Regions from separate parts of the Mus musculus genome. Here region 2 is linked to region 1. Evidence: chromatin contacts called from ENCODE POLR2A ChIA-PET data. All regions are on one chromosome and are shown on one strand. The core of a region is the stretch at or near the end of the contact, and the rest is flanking DNA. Distances in the headings are between cores, read along the strand shown.

The links. ChIA-PET counts read pairs that join two places held with the same protein, here RNA polymerase II (POLR2A).
Region 2: POLR2A ChIA-PET joins it to region 1 with 12 read pairs in Patski. The contact joins the promoter of Srsf2 here to the promoter of Rhbdf2 in region 1. POLR2A ChIA-PET finds 5 or more read pairs at or near these places in 2 of 5 experiments (Patski and embryonic stem cell).

Annotation. Positions count from the first base shown.
Region 1 is chr11:116,621,942-116,626,032 of GRCm38, forward strand. Rhbdf2 (rhomboid 5 homolog 2) reads right to left here and starts at 2,279. Exons shown (of 19, transcript NM_001167680.2): 1 at 2,237-2,279.
Region 2 is chr11:116,851,384-116,855,474 of GRCm38, forward strand. Srsf2 (serine and arginine-rich splicing factor 2) reads right to left here and starts at 1,711. Exons shown (of 3, transcript NM_011358.2): 1 at 1,185-1,711; 2 at 638-948. The coding sequence starts at 1,546. The coding sequence ends at 645. It overlaps Mfsd11 (major facilitator superfamily domain containing 11), which reads left to right and starts at 2,617. Exons shown (of 13, transcript NM_178620.4): 1 at 2,617-2,790; 2 at 3,260-3,315. The coding sequence starts at 2,695.

The DNA of each region.
Region 1 (4,091 bases), core at 1,029-3,528:
TTTACCCCTGCTCTTTTGGAAGTCTCCTCCCCTCCCCTGGCAGCAGCGTGTATAGAAAGGGTGGGGGTGGGGGTGGGCACTGACCAGAATGAGCGAGTGAAGCTAGAGTTACAGGTTTGGGGTAGGTGGCTTTGAGGAGGTCTGGGTGTTTAACTTTATGACTTCAGAGCCATATACAGTAGTGGTAACTGCTACATTGTAAAGGTCTGGTCTTCTGCTGGGTTTCTGAGACAGGGTCTTGTAGAGCCCAGACTGGCCTCAAACTCACTCTGTTACTGAGGGTGACAAACTCTTGACTCTCCTGCCACTACCTGCCAATGCTGGGACATCAAAGCACACACCACCAAGTCTAGCTACACATCAGGGTTTTATGGTTAAAAAGACCAAAATCAATCAACCAACCAACCAACCCGAGACTCCTGCCCCGCCCCCAGTCCCACCACTCCCTTCTCACCCCACCAGGGCTCTCAAGCAAGAAGTGTCCAAAACTAGACAGGACAAAGGGAGATGGAAATGTTAGTTGCCGGAAGAGAGGATTCTGGCCCTGACCTACCCAGCCAGCAACAGCCTCACCTCCATTCCCAGAAAGCTAAGAGTACAGCCCAGGAGCCCAACTCCGCGGTTTTGGGGGACCCCGTGGGTGGAAAGCTCTTTACCAGCCTCCATCCTTTACTGTCACTCAGCAAATACTACAGCAGGGCCTGAGCTCACCCTGACCAGGATTCCTACCGCCCCAGGGGCAACCCATCCTGTTGGAAGGAAAGAGAGGAGCCACAGGGAATCAGTGGACCCGTTATTCCTTGGATGTTACTTTCCTGGTGTAAATAGCTAGGGGAGTCAGTTCTGTGTTCAGAAGGAAAATTCCAGTTGGTCACATGGCATTCCGCTATCCGGGAGACCTCAGCTCATCCAGCTTTGGGAAACTCCATGGGAACAGAGCTTGGTCCTGCCCTTCCTCCATCCCCAGGGCTACTCTGGCTTACCTTGAGCTTATCCTGTGTCTGAAGCTATCCTGGGTAAAGTACTACAGACCTGTGCTTCGAGAGAGCCACTGTTCCCAGCTTCTCCTCCACAGGGCCAGTGGCCAGCCAGGGCGAAGCCTGCCCACCTATCTCTTTATCTCTCACTGAGATTCGTCCTGGCCCTTCCCAGCCCCTGGAGAAACTTAGGTAGGGAGAGAAATTCACAAGAAGTACCCTAGTGGGCTGGTGGTCATAGGACGGTCACTCAATGTTGACTTTTGAGGGGCCAGATTCTGTACTGTGGGGCAGACCTGTGATGGCCAAGTGTCTCCAGGGATTGTCAAATATCCTTAGCGGGCAAAAGCACCCCTAAGCTGAGAACCACTGCTTGAAACCAAGTTTCATTTTCTTCTCCCTGACTACAATCACAACAGCACAACATAGATGCTGGGGACAGTATTTCACCACAAGATGTCACCCACACTGGAACCCCCAATGCAGCTGGTTGAGAAACAGCAACCGCTCCACCTATGAGGCAATCCCTCAGGTACACCTCACCTTCGCTCTCTATGTCCCGGCCCTACAGACTCGCGGCTCGGTGTTTCCTGGAGTTGAATCAAGGTATGGACCTGGCTTCCCTTCTGCCCTGGGGTTGTGGTAGAGACCTGGGCCCTACAGACCTTTCGCTCCCTAACTTTCAATCCAATGCAGAAACATCAGCTGGGGGCCCAACTCTCCAAACCCCTCGGTCCTTAAGCCAGGACTCCTGAGTACACTTTCTGAGCCGCGGACTACTCTGGCGGTGTGAGCCTTCCCCATCCCCCACCCCCGCACCTGTTACTACCACGGCGGCGAAGCTCCACGCACAAAACGCTGCCCGAGGACTTTGGAAGTTCACCCGGGAGACAGGGGAATATAGTCTTAAGGTCTAAAAGGGATTTCTGGTTGGAGGCGGAGTCGCATGTTCCAACACTGGGCAGTGCCCTCTCTTCCTCTCTGGGCTTTTAAACTTTTGCGCAAACCACGCGCCCAGACATCTGGTGACTGTGCCCCGGGGAACCCCTTTAGGCGTCCTGGTCCCAGCAGAGGCCAAGGATCTGCGGGAGGGATCCAGCGGTCCCGCGGGCACAGAGTCCAGCCTCGGCCTCTAGGGCGCTCTGCGGGGCGCACAGCCCCCGACCTTCCCCGCGGCCGAACGGGGCAGCCCCGTGAATCCCTGGCCACCCGCGGCCTAGCGGACCCGAGCTCCGCCGCACCCAATTCCCCGTGCTCACCTCTCGGAGGCCCCACGTCCCGGGAAGCGGCTGAGAGCAGAGTGGGCAGCGGCGGGGCGGCGGCTACAAGGCTGAGCGCCAGCGCTCCGCCTCTTCCCTACCTGCGCGAGGGCGCAGGGGCGGGGACTGGGTGTGGGCGGGGCCTCATTGAGGCGGGGCTTCTTGGTGTGTGGGCGGTGCTTCGGGGGGCGTGGTCGGCCCGCGGCTTCTGCCTGGGCTTGTAGCTCCTGCTGCTCCACTTATGGCCACATTTAAACACTTGCCTAGCACACAGATCTTAGGTTCGATCTCCAGCAACACACGCGCTCACACGGACACACCCCCATAACAACCAAGCAAAAACCACTCAATTTCCCCTTCTCTTTCTCGTGTGACCTCAGGCTCCTTTGACTCCAGGAGCCTCGACTAGGCTTGCATCCTTTCCAGAATCCCCGATCGATCGCTGCAGCTACATCGTCTAGGAAGCCTTGGCCTTCTCTAGCTGCTGTCTCTCCTTCGTCCATTAGAATGATCTCTCCTCAGGCCTGGCATCCCTTCTAGGCCAGACCGGGTCCTTGCTGGAAGTTGGGTCTTGTCCCCTTAACCACCCCAGGACTAAACACAGAGCAGTTGGAAAGGCAACCGAGGTATATGCTAGTTCTTGGGACTGTCCCTTAGGAAACTGTGAATGTTGCTCTGCACCCAAGGACACAGAGGCTTCTTGCTAAGGCTGAAAGCTGGCTCTCACAGTAACTGGCAATAGATGCAGAGGAAGGCCCTCCACATCTCCGTGTCATGAACAGCCCCCAGGCCCAGGCTTTGGATACTCTAGCCTGGCCAATACTGACCAAGTAACTTGCTTTGTTGGCTGTAATGAGAAATAACTATATATGACTCCAGCTAACAGAGCCGGGGGTTCAAATCCTGATCTGCCATTGACTGCTCCTGTGGTCTTAGATGAATCCCCTAAGCCTCCTCGGTCTCAGCTTTCCCCTCTCTGTGTGGTAGCAGTAACAGGGAGCATTTGTGGGGCCCCTGGCTCTAACTAGCAGCTGCTGTTATCTTTGCTATTATTAGTAGTGGTGACGGCCGGCCCTCCCTCAAGTTTAAGCCACAGGCTTTTATCCTCCTTAGCCCACGTCTCTAGCCACCTTGAGCCCATAGGAGCTGGGCTGTGCCTCCTCATCTCCCTCCTGGACCCAGATATCCCTCCCTTAACTCGGCTCTGGGTGGTGCCATCTTGTGATGTTCTTACCCACTTCCTGGTAGAGTACCACTCTTCATGTTCGCGTACCTAGCCCTGTACGAAGGCCTACATTTATGACACCCTGTCCAACACTCCCATGCTCCCACCTACGAGCACTCGCCGGACCTGTCAGCTCCTGAACAAGAACAGCAGGCCGGAGAAGGGCAGGGGGTGCCACTGATACAGATGCCTAGGGCCTGGGTTAGCCCCTCACTTGGGATTTGATGTGGAAACTTACGGCAGGCAGGAAATGGCAGAGGAACGAACTAGACCTGTACCCCCAGGTCTGGAGTCCCTATCCTCAGCCCCTGCACCAATGGCCTCAGTCTTTCTTTCTGAAGTCCTCGCCCAGCCAGAGAGTATGGAGAGACCACCACCAGGGGGCGCTGCAGCAGAGCTGCTTTCAGAGGTGAGCCAGGTCTCTGGGCTCTTGTTGCTCTTAACCACCCTGCCCCCAGTCTGCCACGTTGGTGGGTTGGGTAGAGCAGAGGTTAAAAGCACTGACTGCTCTTCCAGAGGTCCTGAGTTCAACTCCCAGCAACCACATGGTGGCTCACAACCATCTGTAATGGGATCTGATACCCTCTTCTGGTGTGTCTGACAGCTATAGTGGACTCATATAAATAAAAG
Region 2 (4,091 bases), core at 461-2,960, 230 kb after region 1:
GTTCTTAATCAGCTACTTAGGGCCCTTTCCTTTAAAAAGAAAAATAGGACCAAACAATTTAGAGTTAAAGACACACTATCCTTTCCCCACCCGGTGCGGATCAATACCTGTAACTTTCTTTTGGGGTTCCAAAAGTTCATTGCTTCTTAATTGCAATTCCTTTGCCACATCCATTAGAGTAAGAAGTCCCAGTCAGCACAACAACAGTTGCACTGAATGTTTTTCTCTATGAGGATAGTGCATCTTTAACATTTAAAGACAAACCTGCTCCAATACACGCCCACAGAAACTGGTCCCTGGAGGATCAGCCAAATCAGTTAAAATCTGCAATACTGGCCAATATTCTTTGATAAAACAGGAGACCGCAGCTTTAAAGGGGGAAAATGCAGACGTTGGATAAAAACAGCAAGAAATAGTCATTTTCATTAATAGGTCTCAAACAGCATGAAACAGCCATTACTATCTAAGCTTTACACAATCCTCTCTGCAGACCCCTCTTCAGCATCACTCCCAAAGCTGAGTAACTTCAGAGCAGTAGTACTCTTAACACCAGGAGTCTTTATGCTAACAAGGCTCAAAAAACCTACTCCATACCCCACGGGAGTTAGGGCGTGTCTCAGATTCCCGCAGACATTACCATTTTCTTAGGAAGAAACTGCTCCCTCTTCTTCTGGAGACTTGGGTGGGCTCTTGGACCGCGACCTAGACTTGGACTCTCGCTTCGACACGGGCGGAGGGCTTCTCGATCGCGACCTGGACCTTGACCTCGAGCGGGATCTGGAGACGGAGGAGGACTTGGACTTGGATCTTCGGGCAGATCTGGACTTGGAGGTTGATCTGGAGCGCGAGCGAGTGCGGGACCGAGACTTGGAGCGGCTGTAGCGGGAGCGGCTTCGCGACCTGGACCGACTCCGGCTTCGAGATCGGCTGCGCCGGCGTCGCCGAGGGCTGCGAGTGGGACGTGAACGAAGCGACAGGGTGAGCTTGCAGGCCGCCGGTCCCGCCCCGCCCGCCCCGCCGCCATTATCTGGCTGCCAGGCGCCATTTCCCTTGCCGCGAGGCGGGGTCTCGCACGGAGTGGCCCGGCCCTGCTGCCACCCCGGCCGCGAGGGAGGGGCTGGCTCCACGTGCTCCGCGTACCTTTGTGCCCGTCCGCCTCCCGCTCCGCCCCGGGCCCCGCTCACCTGCGGCTCCGCCGCCCGTAGCCGCCGCCGCCGTACCGACGGGGTGGCGGGCCCCGGCGGCTGTGGTGCGAGTCGGGCGGGCGGCCGTAGCGCGCCATCTGCACCCGCAGCTCGCGGCCGTCGAGCACCGCCCCGTCCATGGCGTCCATGGCGTCTTCGGCGTCGCGCTTGTCGTGGAACCGGACGAAGGCGAAGCCCCGGGACTCCTTGGTGTAGCGGTCCCGCGGAATGTACACGTCGCCGACGCGCCCGTATTTCTCGAAGACGCGCCTCAGGGTGTCGGGCGAGGTGCGGTAGGTCAGGTTGTCCACCTTGAGGGAGGTCATGCCCTCCACATCGGGAGGCGGGCGGCCGTAGCTCATGGCTGCGAAGCGGCGCCGAGACCCTAACGCCCCGGACAGGCCCTCGCTCTCCGGAAACGCAGCTCCGTCAGGCGCTCGGTAGCTACAGTCCTCGTGGGTAGGGAGGGAGCCGCAAGGCCGCCGCAGAGCACCCGAACCTGACGGACGCCTGAGCAGCAACTAAGCGAGCGGGCGGGCCCCAGCGCGCATTTATACCCACCCTTACAAAATGGCGCCCGCGCCACCCGGAAATGAATCTCCTGATTGGCCCATTCGGCCGTGTTGCGTAACGTCGCCGCCGCGCGCCCCGCCCCTCCCAGGTGCGCCTGCGCACCGCGCGGCGGGCGGGCGGAAAGCGCGCAGTCACTGCGGTGGGGCGGGGGAGCAGCCAGAGAAGGCAGTTAGAAAGCCCGCCAAATGCTCTACCGTGGGTGCGTCCGCGAGAGCGCGGGGAAGGGGAAGAACGAGGCTCTATGGAGGGAGAAAGAGGAAGCGCGCCCCACCAGAGCCCCGCCCCTTCCCCACGCCAATGCCCGGGCTCCACGCGCCGTTCCGCCCAGCCTTCAGTCCCGCCTGTCAGAGCCGGTTCTTGCGCTCTCTTTTGCCTCTCTGTGTCCCGGGGCCACCTCACGTTCCCCTCTCCCGCCGCTCCTGACTGAGGCTCGCTGCCTTGGTTTCACTTCTCGGGGCCTTTGCTCTCTACGAAGGGACGGGTAGTGTAGACCTAAAGTACGCGCTAGCCACAGCGTGCGGCCGTACCCTCCCCTCCCCCCACGGGGCGCCGGGACTACATTTCCCGGCGGGCGCTGCGACCAGACTCTGGTCAGCTGACCGGTCTCGTGATCTGCTGTGAGTCAGGCCGGGAGGGCGGGCCCCAGCAGCTGCTACTGCTCGTCCTTGCCCCGGATCCCGTTCCCTGCAACTGGAGTTGCGGCGGGTAGACCCCGGGTCTCCTCTGCACTCGGTCGCGTCCCCGGAGGGTCCCGACTGTACCGGTGGGGAGAGATTTCCCTTAAACCCACGATTCCCATCCCAAGATTGGAAATCGGCAGTCTGGCTTCGTGGTTCTCTCATCTGGTTTCTTCCCTCAGGGCTGTCAGGGGGTTCGACTGGAGGAGAAGAGGTGACTGTCCTGGGCCGCTGCTGGCCTCTGAGCAAGCGGAGCCAAAATGTCCCCGGAGTCTAAAAAGCTTTTCAACATCGTTATTTTAGGAGTTGCCTTTATGTTTATGTTCACCGCCTTTCAGACTTGTGGAAATGTGGCGGTGAGTTGGAATCTGTACTCCTTCCTTTGAATGCCCGTCTGAATGCATTCCAGCTGTGACAATAAACGTTTATGTCCGCTACCACGCCAAGATTGCACCTCCTGTTTTTCAGCCTACCCTTTCTCGTTTTCTTAATTTTGTGTATCAGATATTTCGCGTTTACGTGGTGTTAAACACTTTCGTTTAATACTCAGATGCGGCTTGCAATTTGAGTATGGACCATAGTTACTTTAATTTTTGTGAATGTTAAACTCTGTATTTAGTGCTTGGGTGGCTTGTGGGTACAGTTGATTATCTGTTTCCCCATCTCGAGTATATCTTCTGCGGCAATTGAGTCGGTTTTTTTCTCCTCTCATGGTGGGCTTGGGTGAGAGGTGTGGATCATAACATTTTTTTTGAGTATTTAGACTTTCCTGCGGGGAGGGAGATGGCAAGACATTTTTGTTGATTAGTTTTATCTTCCACACAGCAAACTGTCATCAGGAGCTTAAATAGCACAGATTTTCATGGCAGTGGATATACCAGGTATTGTACTGTGTGCATGACTTTATTTTGCATGTCATAGTTCCATCCATCTCAGGAAAACCAGCAATAACATGTTGTAACTGAAGAGTAGCCATGATTGTGTCAAATCTGTCTCTCTTTTTCTGAGGTTTGAGCCACCCAGGTAGATCAGTAGATACAGACCCATACCTCCCAGAGTACGTGGATTAATCCTCAGAACCTACGTGGTGGAAGAAGAGAACCAGCTCCTGCAGGTTTTCATGTGTCTTCCACGCAGGAGAACACTCTCCTACCATACAAACATAAATTTTAAAATGTAGTAATAAAGTTACAGAGCAGGCATGGGGGTGCATGCCGTGAATCCCAAAATAAATAAGCGTGATGGTAAATTCTTTTACGATGATGACTAAAGGTCTTCTGTAGAATTAGGAGGCTTTGGGATTGAAAGCCTGGCTTCAGAACTGGGATGCTTTGCTACGTTCAGCAAGTTAGCTCTGTGACCCCAGGTTCTTTACTAAGATCATGGCTATGCAGGCAGTATAGTGCTTCTGGCTCAATATGCATGCAAGTCTTGTCAAAATCATGTTCTAATCCTGAACAGTGCTGTAGTTGTTGAAACATTGGATTTTTGAGGCTTTGTAATCTCATTCTCAATTTATAATTTCATCAGAAGCTTTAAGATTTTTATGCTGAAGCTGGGCGTGGTGGCGCACGCCTTTAATGCCAGCACTCGGAGGCAGAGGCGGCGGATTTCTGAGTTTGAGGCCAGCCTGGTCTACAAAGTGAGTTCCAGGACA